3 separate regions of the Homo sapiens genome follow, and all the other regions are linked to region 3. Evidence: chromatin loops called from intact Hi-C (ENCODE). Cell type or tissue: IMR-90. All regions are shown on one strand.

Region 1 (5,000 bases), 170 kb after region 3:
GGCTGGTCTCAAACTCCTGACCTCGTGATCCACCTGCCTCGGCCTCCCAAAGTGCTGGGATTACAGGCATGAGCTACTGTGCCCAGCTGCAGAGTTTTTATTAGCACAATTTCTGGCTCATGTAAGCATTCAGTGCATGTTCTGTAATTATCAATACATGAATGGGTGTGTTGAGCACTTGTGTAGGGTTCTGTGCTAAGTTTAATCTTAGTATTTAAGCTGTGGTTCTAACATTTTGGTGAGAATTTGGCATTTTCAATGAATTACTCATGTATCGTGAATTGTTTGGTTTTTATTTGTTTGTATCATTTTTTGCTTTTTGTCTTTAAAACTGAGCATTTGCCTCTGTCAGTAAGGTAATGTTCTAAAGTAAATGGTTTCAGAAAAACAATATGGTAACAAGCCTCAAGATAATAACAACTACAAATATTTCAGCCGTCTACAATATAAGTAAAATGATTTTACCTGTTTATAACTTTCGGTAGAAGCCAACGTGAGATGTTTTAATTTTTTTCCCCCATCTTGCTAAAGGAATGTAATCAAAAAGGAAATTCATTAATTTAAATTTCTGAAGCGCTTAATGTTCAGCGCCTGCCTGGGGAATAAAAATTAATTATATTCTTATTCAAAGGCAGCTTATAATTGTTTTTCAGTAGAACCAAATTATTGACTCGTTCCCAAAGCCCCTGCTGTTAACCTCTGAATAGTTCATTTCTGATGGATAGCTGTGTTACAAGTTAAATGCCTCTTCTGTGATACTTCTACTGCATTTGGAGTTAGAATATTCCAACTTCATTTAAACTGAGATAATGTGTTCATCTTATGTTTCATTTTGAACATTTTTCCCTTTTTATTATGGAAAATTCTGAAGTATAAAGAATACAACATGTGCCCAGCACCTAGCCTCAAAATGTGTCCATCATTAGGTTATTTATTTTTAAAACTATTTGGTAGGTTTTTGTTTCATTTTGTTTTTTTAAATATCTGGCTTACCATCTGTATTTGTCAGTTAGTTTTCTTTGACTATTAAATTGACTGAACCTCCGAAAAGCGAATTGTCAAAATCTTCACTCTCAAGATAAGTGATATTATTTGGTTTTCGATTTTTTAATAAAATCTTAAAGGCAAATAATTTTTCATTTAAAGCTTTAAACTCCAAGCAAAAACTTATTTTCTGCTGTCTTATTCCAGTTTAACTTACATGTGTAGAGCTGGAGCAATTCGGACAGATGATAACTGTATTGTATTAAAGGTAAGCTAATTAATTATCTTTAAAATGTGAAAATTATCCAGTTATGTGTTAAATATCAGTATTGATACTCATATTTCATTTTACACATTTATCATTATGATATATGTGCATGGCGTAGAATAATATTGAAAGACCATGCTTTCTTTTCAGTGGATGTCATATAGTTTTTAAAAATTGATTTTAGATGTGTTTCGAAAGTCAGCGTGAAATAATTATTTCATTGTCACAGCCTTTCATTTTATGGTAATTAGGAGGATGTGGAAATTGTAAAAGTGTACAATTCAGGTGAAACAGAAAATATATTTCGTTCTTGATTGTCATTAAATTTGTACTACAGTTTTAGAGGCAGACGATTTGCCACTTTTGCAGAAAAAGACTTTATATCATTCTCATAGCTGATAATCAAAAGGCATAATGAAAGAGAATAAGTAGATAACACATGAAAACAAGCATTGTCATTGTGATATGTCATATACAACTTGAATTTAGAAAAACCTGGAGAAAAGACCAGCCCTAAAAGTCCTAAAACCTGGATTCTGGTTTTAGCACTCCCACCTCTGACTGTACATCCTTTATTCTTTTGATGCCTCGGACTCCAGATTATGAAAATTGAAGCAATAATTCCTGCTCATCTATGCACAGGGTTATTGTGAGGATAACAATATATTAAATACATTAAAATGTCTTATTAGCTATAAAAAATTAAGTATAAGTAAATTGATGATGTGTCATTTTATAAATATGAGATCTCACATTATCATTGTTCAAAAGGTGATCCCAAGGATAAAAGAGCACAAAGAAGACTAATATTTGCTTTAGTCTTTGGGGAAGAGAATTAATTTAATGAGATCTGAACACTCCCTAAGTAAACAACTCTTCATAGAGTGCCACGGACTTCCATAGCATTTATCTTGATTTATTTACTTCTCTAACCTTCCTCTTTTTCTGCATTGGTAAAATGTTAGTAGTATATTCTTCACATAGTAGTCATGAGCATTAGATTACATAATTCATGAATTTATGGTATCAATAAATATTAGTAACTAGTAATGTTAGGGAAAAAAGAATAGGGCCTTCCCCTTGGAAACCTAGGGTTGAATTATAAAGCTTCTACTAGCCTAATAGGAAATTAGTAGTGAACGATGAAGTGCTAAGCTCTGTGGTAAAAGATATAATAGGAACTTATTATATATAAAAGAGCAAAGCACAGTTGCCTGCAGTATTTGAGGAAGACTTTCTATAATGATAACATTTCAATTTATACTTCCACATTGTCCTTTCAAGTGGATCCGTCAGGCTTAGAAATAGTAAATGTCGTTCGAGACCAGCCTGGCCAACCTGGTGAATCCCCATCTCTACTAAAAATAAAAAATTAGCCAGGAGTGGTGGTGGGTGCCTGTAATTCCAGCTACTCAGAAGGCTGAGGCAGGAGAATTGCTTGAATCCAGGAGGCAGAGGTTGCAGTGAGCCGAGATCGTGCCATTGCACTCCAGCCTGGGCGACAGAGCGAGACTCCGTCTCAAAAAAAAAGAAAAAGAAATAGTAAATGTCTGTAATATTTTTATTGAGAACCTAATGTAGATAAGTTACCAAACCATTGCCAAGATTTTTGAGGGACCTCAGAAGTAAAATTGGACTCATGGATACCACTGCTAATTCCAGCAAGTTACTGGGAAAACCTAGCAACTGTGATACATTTCAGTTGCATTATAGTAGAACTGGTGGAATCTGAGTAATGGTAAGATCACTGCAGTTTTAAAGCTGTATTTTGTTTTGGCAACTGTAGGTATGACTCCCCAAACCAAAAAATAAACGATATTACTCACTAAGGAAGAGATAGCATACTTTTCCTAAGGCAAAATCATTCCTGATTAAACTGCTGGGTCTTTTTTAGGTAAATAAATAGATAGATAGGGCAGAACCATCAGACATGATTTGTTAGGGATTCTTAAATGTCTTTTACAAAGTTGTACAATAAAACTTGTCTTATCGGTCCCAAAAGCCTAATTAGAATTTGTATTAATATACTTTGACGTACGAATAGAGTTTAATGTGCCAGTACAAATTATTAATGTGTACTGAATTTTGCTTGTTTTTGCATTTTAAAAAAATCTTTTATTCTCTAGAAGTCAGTAAAGGAAATATATGATCATAAACATTACTCCTGATAAAAGCTATTGAGTTGATTCAGTCACTATATGCTTAAGCTTTTACCTTTACCAAAAAGCAAATAATTAATCTCACTACCTTTCAGACATTACCTTGTTTGGTTCGAATGTGCAGTAAGGAGAGATTACTAGAGGAGAGAGTTGAAGGAGCTGAGACACTTGCCTATCTGATTGAACCAGATGTTGAGCTACAGAGAATCGCTAGCATAACTGATCACCTCATTGCCATGCTTGCTGATTATTTCAAGTATCCCAGCTCAGTGAGTGCCATCACTGATATTAAAAGGGTATGTTATTTTCCTTTTTTAGCAGCTCAAGGGAGATTTTTCTAAAGTTTTTCTTACTGTTCACAGTTTTGAACCAATTGATAACTACAGCTTAAAGCCCTTTTAAATAAAGGTTCTTTTATCTTTGGTAACATAGATAATATTGCTTTGTGAATTTTTGAATCCAAGTTGTTTAATGTTTATTGTCAGAAAGTTTTTACTGAGCAGATAAGCAATAAAGAAAATTGCATCCTAACTCCCCAACTAAACCTCAAAAGTAGTGGATTCTCCAAGCTGGGTATTGACATAACCGTATAATCTTATTCTTGGTCATGGAATCATCTCTGTTGTTACATTCTCATTCTTTAGGTCAGGAGTAATCTTTTTGTTACAGGAGACTAAGTTGTCCCATGTTACTTTCCACCACAGTCTATTTTGTTACCTTTCCCTATCTTCTCTTTTTCCCAGTTTCATACTGTGCTTTGGGCCTGCTAGTGACAGCTAAAGCATCATTTAATCTTGAATTTGGGACCAAAAAGGCCAAATTGTGCTTTTTCTGAAAACCTAAGTTCCTTAGAATAGATCGGTATTTATTTTGACTTGTTGCATCTCAGCCTGTTTGCCCTATCCATTTCTTTAAGCATAGGAGATGAACATTCTGTAAGAGAAAGTTTATTCAAGGAGGTCATGGTAGAGAGAACATTGCCTCTTAATTAGTAGCCAGTACTGTTTCATGAATGTAACTGTATTTTTCATGCCAGTGGTTCCAATGGTAACTATTCTCCTTTTGACCTCTCCCTCATGCTTTTGAGTTTCAAAAAACCTCATTTGGTAGGCAGTTGTTCATTTGGCTTTTAACTTTGAAAATAAAGCAAACTATTAAGGGTATATCTTTACTCTGTCTTAAGAAGGGCCTAAAATAACCTTCACTGGTATTTGTATTAGTAATGTACTCTACTCTCTGGGTATTAAACTTATGTGTCTGCTCTTCTTTCAGTAGTGGTGTTTTTCCAGTAGAAGTGATGGGTTACATACATTTAACCAGTTGCCTTGTCTGTTTTCCTTCTGGTCATTTTTTCACACTGACACTGTATCTTACCAATACAAAGATACATGAGCAACCCTTAGCTACTGCCTCATGAACGCCCTGAGTTGACCACCCCAGGAAGGCAAATAAAATGTTTTGATGGCCATGAGAGTAAGGAAACAATTTTAAGAACATGTAGCCTATGCATATGCAAATCATTTAACTAGTACGTAGATTATCCCTTCTGTTAGTTTTTCCATTTCATTTCCATCAGAGTAAAACTGTAA
Region 2 (5,000 bases), 110 kb after region 3:
CATGTACTGAAATATGTATAAGTGAAATAATCTAACGGTTGGACTTGCTTTAAATACTCTAGTCATCTCTTCCCACAAAAAAAAAAAAAAAAATCCAGGAGATTGCAATATAATAGTCGTTGAAGCTGGTTAACAGGTACTGAGATTCATCATACTATTCTCTACTTTTGTGTATGCTTAAGAATTTCTATTAATAAAAGTTTAAGGTCTTTAATTCAATAAAAATTGTAAGAAAAAATGAAGGGACTACAAATAGTGTGTGAGGTCTTTGCAATTATATTAGCTAGTGCTTAAAACACTAGATGAAGGGCATATTTTCATGATCAACCATTTAATAATTAACTATCTTAATTAAATTTTCACGATTAAGTATTTAAATTAATGACATTCTCCAAACACCATACATGTCAAGACACAGTCCAACTAACGCAAATCCTGATAAGCTCTTCCATCCCAGGAAAAAAAAGTATCCACAAACACAATCACATACCTAAATAATAAATGTTTGGTGCCACCCAGCCACCATAGGGTAACTCTTGCAAATGATTTGAGGCTTCATGGTTTCCCCCAATGAAGAGCGTGAGAACTGGAGCCTTTTTCTCTCCAGAGTAATACCTAGAACATAAGAGCAAAGTCAGTTACCACAATTAGGCATAGCAGAAAAGCAAATAAGTTCCGAAAAAAAAAAAGAAACTGAGTTCATCATAAAAAGTTAAAAAGCTCTTTCAAAAGGAATTGCCTGGGGCTGGGCGCGGTGGCTCCCTCCTGTAATCCCAGCACTTTTGATGGCCGACACAGGCGGATCCCCTGAGGTCAGGAGTTCGAGACCAACCTGGCCAATGTGGTGAAACCCCGTCTCTACTAAAAATGCAAAAATTAGCTGGGTGTAATCCCAGCTACTCGGGAGGCTGAGGTGGGAGAATCGCTTGAACCCAGGAGACGGAGGTTGCAGTGGGTCAATATCGCGGTACTGCACTCCAGCCTGGGCAACAAAGCGAAACTCTGTCTCAAGAAAAAAAAAAAAAAAAAAAAAAGGAATTGCCCAGTATCCATCCTTGCCCTTAGGAATGAAGAGCTTCCACCTTGAGCCTCAAGTCAGTGCCCGTTCAATTAAGTCAAGAACTGTTTCGAGTTCATTGCCATAACCTCATCTTCTAGAACCACAACAAGCACATAGCAGGGGCCCAGTAAAAACTTCAGGATCATTGAATGAACTAATTCCAGAGTCCTATCAAGTACAAGGTAGCTATCTAAACCTGTCAGCTTCTTCCTCCAGGTTATCCCCTCCCAGGCTTCGACACCCTTTGAAATGGATAAGATGTGTATGGAAAGAAGGAAAGTGACATTTCCTAAGCACCTAATGAGATAGGGTGCTAGTGAAACTGACATAATTTGGTACCTAACTGAATACAGTACCGAACTGAATACATTTCCCGCCTCCCACTACCTCACCCCTGTATTCAGTTAGGCACCAATTAGAGATACAGAGAGAACAAAGACAGGATCTAAGGGAAACAGGCAGCCAGTGGCAGAGGGAACCCAGTCCCACCCCCCCACCGCCAAGTCCGGGCCCGGCCGCGTCCTCACCTGTAGAAGGTTTGCATGTGACGATACTTGGGCGGCACGGCCATGCAGCGTAGATCCGCCTCGTTGCGCACCGCCTGGAAGTCGCCGCAGCACAGCAAGAGGTCGACAGGCCCCGGGCCGCGCCGCTCTGCCAGCGCCAGCGTCTCATAGATCTTATCCAGCTCGCCGTGGCAGCAGCCAGCCACAGCCACCCGCATTCTGCCGGCCTGAGGAGGTGAGCGCTGCCTGCAACGCCCTACACCACAGCCAGCCCAGGACCGACTGATCGCTCAGCTCCCGCCAACTTTAATAAGTATAGCCACCGCCTGGGTGTAGACTCCTGCAAAATAATTCACTTCCGGTTTCCAGATCTCGCGAGAGAGGGACCGGGAAGGTCAAACCTAATTCTGGGATCCCAGGGAACTTATTTTCTTTTTTTCCTTTTTTCTTTTTTTTTAATTATTGTTTTATGCAGTCAATATTTTTTTGTATATACATCCACAAATGTACTCTTTCCATCCTTACTCTTTTCTTCCTGGATTTCCATTTTTCTCTTTGGAATCATTTTTCTTCTGTCTGAAGAGCTCAGTTTAAGTTTTCCTGTTTGTTTAGTGTAGGCCGACGACAGATTAATTTTTTTCTAGATATTTGTTTGTTTAAAAATTTCTTTCCACTCTGGGGAAAATGGTGAAACCCTGTCTCTACTAAAAATACAAAAATTAGCTGGGCGCAGTAGCGCACGTCTGTAATCACAGCTACTTCAGAGGCTGAGGCAGGAGAATCCCTCAAACCCAGGAGACGGAGGTTGCAGTGACCTGAGATCGCGCCCCTGCACTCCAGCTTGGGCGACAGAGCGAGACTCCGTCTAAAAAAAAAAAAAAGAGACAAAAGAGAAAGAGAGAGAGAAGAAAAGAAAAGAAGCCAGTGTGCTGGCTCACACCTGTAATCCCAGCACTTTGGGAGGCAGAGGCGGGCGGCTCACGAGGTCAGGAGTTTGAGACCAGCATGGCCAACATGGTGAAACCCTGTCTCTACTAAAGATACAAAAAATTAGCTGGGCGTGGTGGCGCACACCTGTAATCCCAGCTACTTGGGAGGCTGGGGCAGGAGAATCGCTTGAACCCAGGAGGCAGAGGTTGCAGTGATCTGAGATCGTGCCATTGCACTCCAGCCTGGGTGACAGGGTGAGACTCCGTCTAAAAAAAAAAAAAAGAAAAAGAAAGAAAGAGATGTCTTTGTTTCACCTTAATTCATAAAGGGTGTGTTTACTGAGTACCGAATACCAGTTAAGCAGTGTGTGTGTGTGTGTGTGTGTGTGTGTGTGTGTGTGGTTTTTTTTTTACAAAGCATTTCAAAAATAGCATTCTATTATCTTCTGGCTTGCATTATCTTCTACTGAGAAGTCACCTATAAACTTAAGGTTTTTTTTCACTGAAAGTAATGTGGGTTTTTTGTTTGTTTGTTTGTTTTTTGTTTTTTTGAGACGGTCTCTCACTCTGTTGCCCAGGCTGGAGGCAGTGGCACGATCTCGGCTCACTGCAACCTCCGCCTCCCCAGTTCAAGCGATTCTCCTGCCTCAGCCTCCCAAGTAGCTGGGATTACAGGTGCACACCACCATGCCCAGCTAATTTTTTGCATTTTTAGTAGAGACAGGGTTTCACCATGGTGGCCAAGCTGGTTTCGAACTCCTGACCTCAAGTGATACGCCCACCTCGGCTTCCCGAAGTGCTAGGATTACAGGCGTTAGCCACCGCGCCCAGCCAGTAATGTGTCTTTTTCTTTGCTATTTACTGTTTTCTCTTTCTCTACTTTCTCTCCCTACTCCTTAAAGCTATTTTAATAAAATATATCTAGGTGGTTTTTTTTTTGAACTTTACTCATTTATGCTTTCTGAATCTATAGCTTGGTATCTTTTTTCAGTTTTGGAATATTCTTGGTCAGTATCTACTTAAATGTTGCTTTTTTTTCTGTCTTTTCCTACTCCTTTGGAATTTTTCCATGGTATTTTACCTATCTTTTATTTCTATTCCATAGTTCTCATTTTTATCAGTGTTTTATTTTGGATAGTTTCTAATAACCTCTCTTCTAGTTTACTAATCCTATTTTGTTCTATGTCCAATGTACAAACTCATTTATTAATGTTTTAACATTATAGTCCTTTTCAATTTTAGGATTTATATTGGATTCTTTTCCAGTGAAGCCAATAGTTTAAAGAGATTCTTTATCTTTTAATTTATTTCCTTCATCTTTTCCTCTCTTTCTCTCATATATTAATCATTGTTATTTTAGGTTGCCTGTCTTCTAAGCCCAATATCTTACTTATCTGCAGAGCTGATTCTATTGTCTGTTTCTGTTTCATTGGATTCTTAGTTTAAAAATCTCGTTTTTTGGCCGCGGTGACTCCCACCTGTTGTCCCAGCACTTTGGGAGGCCAAGGTGGATGGATCTCTTGAAGCCAGGAGTTCGAGAGCAGCCTGGCCAACATGGTGAAACCCTGTCTCTACTAAAAATAAAGAACTTAGCTGGGGGTGGTGGCGCATGCCTGTAATCCCAGCTACTTGGGAGGCTGAGGCGGGAGAATCGTTTGAACTCGGGAGGCGGAGGTTGCAGTGAGCCGAGATTGCGCTGCTGCACTCCAGCCTGGGCTACAGAGTGAGACCCTGTCTCAAAAAGAATAAATAAATAAATAAATATCTCGTTTGTGTGTGTGTGTGTATATATATATATATATATATATTCCAGGATACATGTGCAGGTTATGCAGATTTGTTACACAGGTAAACGTGTGCCATGATGATTTACTGCGCCTATCAACCTATCACCTAGGTATTAAACCCAGCATACATTAGCTATTTTTCCTGATGCTCTCCGTACCTTGCAGATCACTTGAGGCCAGGAGTTCGAGACCAGCCTGGCCAACATGTATCTCTCCAAAAATACAAAAATTAGCAGGGCGTTGTGGCACATGCCTGTAGTACCAGCTACTGGGGAGGCTGAGGCAGGAGAATTGCTTGAACCTGGAAGACAGAGGCTGCAGTGAGCGGAGATTGCACCACTGCACTCCAGCCTGGGGGACAGAGCAAGACCCTGTCTCAAAAAAAAAAAAAAAAAAGAGAGAAGAAAAGAGGATTCTTGGGCTTGGTCTGTCTTCACCTATCTTTACAGGTCCTTGAGTCCTAGCAGTCTCACGGATGATAAAATTCTAAATTAGGATAGTAAATAGAATCCCCAATAGTAGGAATTTAGTTTGATAAAATTAAACTAAGATAAACGAGCAAGCAGGCGCAAATGGCGAATTCCTTAGGACGAACTTCTCAAGGCAAAGACAATTGCCTGAAAGTGAATCAGAATTTAAAAAAATTTTGACACCCCAAAATAATTATTTTTAAATAAAACTTTAAAACCCACCAAGGATTTAAAAACTATCTCCCTCC
Region 3 (5,000 bases):
TAATGAACTCAAACAGCATTAAAGACTATGGGGATATTCTTAACATTGGGAACACAGCTAAAGGCAGCTCTTTCTGGGGGGAAAAATGGTTTACAAGTAAATAAATAAACAGTGACTCTAACACATTAACTTCAAAAACATCATACAGAATCTCAACTTGCCATGACATCGTTCTGTGGTCTTGGGCCAGTCATAATGTCTATGAGGCTTAGTTTCAACTTCTGTCACGATGTGTGTGGCTCAGCCTTCCCTCATCAGTGCTGTGAGGAGTAAATGAGGAGACTTGTGCGAAGAGATCCACACAGAGCTGAGCACGCGGTGAGCACCCAGCAACACCAACATAGAGGGGAGAGCCTTCTCTCACACGCCTCGAGCTTCCACAGAAGAAGGAACTTCTGCTCTACTCACCGAGATGGACAAGGATAGGAGAAACACCCTCCCAGTTTCTTCCCCACATACTACCCTCTCTCACAGAAGAAGCCAAGCAGAGGGGTGGGCCTACAACACACCCTGGGCCACGGCGCACCTGAAGGAGGGCCGCTGATCCAGAAGACAGTGCCAGCTCTTTCTCTCGGACCCTCCCCGCCCCTGTGGCTGGGGTTGGAGCCTGGCTGGAGTGTACCCTACAGCTGCCTGTTTAAGGGCCTGCACACTCAGGGTCTTCTTTGCAAACCCAGCCCTGCACACAAGTAAGATTGGGATCTGGATTTGGGGAGGCTGGAGGGGCCCCCACTTTGGCCTCAAGTGCGGGTTGTTCCTCTAATCCAGCCCTAACAGGAAGCCTATGCCTCAGGCATTCCTGGGCCCTGTCACCACTACTAGAGCGAGGCTTTGATCTCCCGTAGCTGGCCACAGTGTTTACTCTCTACTGGAAAGAACATGGAGGAGAAAAGGGGTGAATGGCTCCCTTCAACCTCCCACAGTTAACAATTTAATGACAAAACAAGGGGTAAAACTAAACCTTGCTCAAACTCTAGCTTTCTCCTGATATCTCTGCTATCCCACAAAAAAATATCTGAGGCGAAGGAGGACCATCCTTTCCAAGCCAAATAGAGAAAGAGATGTCAAATAAGAAAGCCTAAAGGAAGCTAAAGGGTGTTTCTGGAGCCTTGAGAAATCTGGGCTGGAGAAGGGCTACACCGGTGGTCCCAGCCCACTCACCCAAAGGTGCCAGCTCACCTGAGCCCTGGCCAGGGGGCTGGGCATTCTCCTCCGAGGTCTCTGTGTCAGACCAGTCCCAGTCATCCTTGGGCCGGGGCACCATCCTGGAAGGAACTTTTGGGGGCTGTAGAGACACACGCTGCACACGGTCTCCCTCTGAGTCCTCTTCAGAACTGAACGGGGGCGTGCTGCCACGAGGAGGAGAAGAAATGAGGGATGCATGGGCCAGAAAGAAAACTTCAAAAGCCAAACTTCACCACGCTTCAAGCTGGTTTGGTTTGCTCAGGGCCAGCCCTGCTCCCTCCCTCAGGCCCAGAAGACAGCCAGGAGACCCCTGGAGTGCAGCAGCCACACCAGTATCTCCCTTAGTAGAGCCCTGCCCATCTGAGGATCCAGCCCCTCTGGAGGGGGAACGGGTTTGGGGGAGGACATGGGTAAGGGGAGGGTGGGTTTGTCTTGGCTGGGAGCACAGGTTCTCAAGTCCAGAGCTCAGACTGGACCCCACCTGAGGCACCTTCTATTCACATGTGTCTGCCCCCCTCCTATCTGCAGAAGCCTGGAGGGAGCCCAGAACAGGACTGCCTGAATCCAGGAGCCACCACTGCAGGTGGGGTGAGAGGGCAGAGTCTGGGGCTCACCTCATCCCGGGCCCCGAGGAAGGAGGGGTGCTGGAGGGTCCATGCAGTCCGGGGCGTGGAGCGGGGGCGGACACCTGGGTCAGGCTGGAGCCATGGCTGCCATGGCTCTGACGAGTTGGTGGGGGTGGCTCTGCCGGTGTGGATGGCAAGGCCACCTGCAGGGTCCTGGTCTTTGGCTGGGCCTCTCTGGTGACCAGTGTGCTCTGCTGGCTTTTGACTGGAAACACAGAAAGGAATGATTTTTGGAGTACACCCATGCTGGATCTCAAGCCTAAGAGGAGGGAGAAAGTGGCTCCAACACCCTGGAAATGAACAATTACTCCCTCTCCGTGCTGTAATAACCACAGCAGATTTCATGACTGTTGCCAAATCAGGTGTTCTGCTGGCCAGATTCGAGGCTAGGACCACAGTTCCACAGTTTCATCAGAGACCAGGAGAGCAGCTGGGTGCTCCAGGGTCGTGTTGTCATTACTGAAGACCAGCAGGAGTCCGCGGGCCTGAAGAGGGGCTCAGTAGTCCTAGATGGACTTCACCAAGGCTGCTACCCTCTCCCCAACCCACGCTACAGCCGCTGCACTGCAGGCAGTCCTGCAGGAAGACCCCACTGCCACCAGAGGTCGCCGCAGGACTGCATGAACCATCAAGATCCACTCAAACCTCCTCCCAAATGCAGTCTGGGGCAAGGCAGTACCAAGGCAGGCAATTGGACACAGCCCCTCTGTTTTCCAAATTGCATCAAGACCTATAGCCACAAGAGCGGTCCCGGATCAGCAAGTTTTTATGGGAAGAGAAGAGAGAGAGTGCATCACAGGGAGTCAGACATGTGTGGATTGGGTCACAATGTAAAATGAGTTTCTTACAGTAATTCAAGATCAGAAAATGTTTGAAATACAGTTGACCCCGAAACAACGTGGGGTTGAACAGCCATGGGTCCACTTATACGTGGATTTTCTTCCGACTCTGCCACCCGTGAGACAGCAAGAGCAACCCCTCCTCTTCCTCCTCCTCTTCAGCCTACTCAACACAAAGATAACAAGGATGAAGTCCTTTATGATGATCCACTTCCCCTTAATGAATAGTAAACATATTTGCTCTTCCTTGTGATTTTCTTAATAACATGTTCTTTTCTCTAGCTTACTTTATTGTAATAATACAGCTTATAATTCATATAACATACAAAATGTGTGTTAATAGTCCATATTGTCGGTAAGACTTCTGGTCAACAGTAGGCTATGAGTAGTTAAGTTTTGGGGCAGTCAAAAGTTACACGCAAATTTTCAACTGCATGGGGGGTTTGCGCCCCTGACCCCTGCATTGTTCAAGGGCCAGCTATGCACTGCTCTCAGTGAATGTGTCTACTCAGAAGTGGAGCTTCCAGGAAAGAGTGAACTGAAGAGAAGGGGAAGACAAAGACAAGCCTGCTGGGGGAAAATAACAATAGCTTCCCATGACTGTGTACCAGATACTAAGAAAAGCACTTTACATACAACCACTTGGCCCCCGAGCATCTTCAGAGGCTATCATTTTCCCTACAGAGGCTTGCCCTCAGCTCCACGGAAGAAAGTGGTGAATACAAACCCAGGTTGTCTGTCTGCCCTAATCTTGGGCCCTCACCGCTACTTCCCACAGCCTTGCCCAGGCCACAGAAGAGGCAGGGTCCAAGCAGAAATGGGAGGTGAGCATTAAGACAGCACTTGTGGGACCCAGGAAAAGAATAAAGGTGCAGAGCTGGAAGGAAAGGTCTACAAAATGCCACAAAAACACAGCGCTCATCTCACAACTCAGTAACATCTCCAGAGAAGGCAGAACCCCAGGGCCAGGGAAAGGGAAGGCTGCGAAGGGGGCTCTCCCTCCTGGCTTTTTTACTACAGGAACAAAGGTGTGTGGGAGTGGGTGGGGCGTAGCACCTAGAAGGAGCAAGATACCTTTGCTTTCTCTTGGAAGCCAGCATTCCGAGGGTTTTTCCATTCATCCTCCCCAAGTCCCTGTCCCCTCCCTCCTCTGAGCTCCCACCACCCCCATGCTTGGCTCCATCACATCACCTGGTCCTGGCTGATTTCCCAGGTGAGGTGGAAGGCCCTGGCACAGAGTCAACCTCAGCAAGTACTGTACTAAATGAATGAGTGGGCAAATGAATGAATGAACATTTGACTGAATGAGCAAAAGGATATACGTTTAAATTGGAGCATAAAAGGCAGATTGGCAACCAGGACAAATACCCTTCTGTCTGAGATTTCTATGCAAGATAAAAACCGTCCTTTCCTTAGAGATTTTAAGGCCAGAAGTTTAAACTAAATATTATAGTTTCCCAGGTCATCAATACATTTTTTTACCATATTTTCATGCCAAAATGACAATGCTTTTAAGCACAAAATACCTGCTTGATACTTGTCCAAGTAATAATTTCCATGAGCTCACAGGATTGCTATGTTAGTCTTATTTTCTTCTAATTCACATGAGGAAAAATAAAAATAAGTTATAAAATGATTGGTTGATGTAGCAACTAAAATCATCTCTCATATCCTCAGAGATACGTGGGCCATACTCTGCAAAATTTTTTTGCATGAAGAGCTCAAATCGGTTCTTCCTGGACACAGGAGATACAGAACTGGCCTCCTTCTGGCCACATGTGTCCCTGACTGAGGAGACGAAGTAAAAGGAGCAGGACAGCACCTGCATGAGCAGACCAGACCCACTGAAGCCCTCCCCAGAGCCTCTCACCACAGCAGCCCAGACCCTCTTGGAACCCTCTGGAAACAGGGGGCTCTCAAACCTGGGAACACAAATACACTTGCTCCGTAAGAACAGACTCAAGGGTCCTGGTCCACAGAATTTCGTGTTCCACCAGAACCACAGGGCCTTCTCTTGTCATGACCCCCAGAGCATGGACAAATGGTAAAGTGGCAGCTATGACCTGGCCCAAGGAACCAACTATGAGCTCTGAGAATTCATCTGCGTGCAGAACTGGCCCAGTCTCTCATGCTCTCCCATGGCCAGAGCAGGGGCTATCTGAGCTCTGCAGAAGTTTACATTCAATTGATATTTGCCTCCACCTGCAGCTTCAATGCTCCCGGGCCTCTGCCTGCCTCCCCAGGCTGGCATGCCTGGTGTGTAGAGCCAGAAACTGAATAGGCTGCTCTCTGTTGAAGAGACACTCAACTGTGGTCGCAACAAGCCAAACAGAATGAAGGTGCTAAGGGA

What was found. A loop is a pair of places that touch in the nucleus more often than their neighbours do. Peaks named below come from ENCODE experiments on the same cell type or tissue, not always from the same donor. Only the 100,000 strongest peaks of a DNase experiment are listed, where the experiment ranks them.
Region 1: it touches region 3 in a loop (2.5-fold over the local background); 2 of 110 quality-filtered maps call a loop at or near these places.
Region 2: it touches region 3 in a loop (7-fold over the local background); 10 of 110 quality-filtered maps call a loop at or near these places.

The regions. Positions count from the first base shown.
Region 1 is chr3:138,238,277-138,243,276 of GRCh38, forward strand. It overlaps ARMC8 (armadillo repeat containing 8), which reads left to right. Exons shown (of 22, transcript NM_001363941.2): 10 at 1,192-1,252; 11 at 3,507-3,707. Among named protein-coding and RNA genes, the nearest start is that of ARMC8, 53 kb to the left of the region's middle. In IMR-90, no CTCF peak of the experiment used is centred here; a DNase peak (open chromatin) is centred at 3,005.
Region 2 is chr3:138,173,012-138,178,011 of GRCh38, forward strand. DBR1 (debranching RNA lariats 1) reads right to left here and starts at 1,910. Exons shown (of 8, transcript NM_016216.4): 1 at 1,588-1,910; 2 at 491-615. The coding sequence starts at 1,784. RefSeq lists an enhancer at 1,616-1,825. In IMR-90, no CTCF peak of the experiment used is centred here; a DNase peak (open chromatin) is centred at 1,910; H3K4me3 peaks cover 1,205 bases; H3K27ac peaks cover 592 bases.
Region 3 is chr3:138,066,352-138,071,351 of GRCh38, forward strand. It overlaps DZIP1L (DAZ interacting zinc finger protein 1 like), which reads right to left. Exons shown (of 16, transcript NM_173543.3): 13 at 1,800-2,016; 14 at 1,180-1,349. Among named protein-coding and RNA genes, the nearest start is that of DZIP1L, 47 kb to the right of the region's middle. RefSeq lists enhancers at 368-417, 4,376-4,877. In IMR-90, a CTCF peak has its summit at 2,410 (motif pointing right); DNase peaks (open chromatin) are centred at 830 and 2,430; H3K27ac peaks cover 268 bases.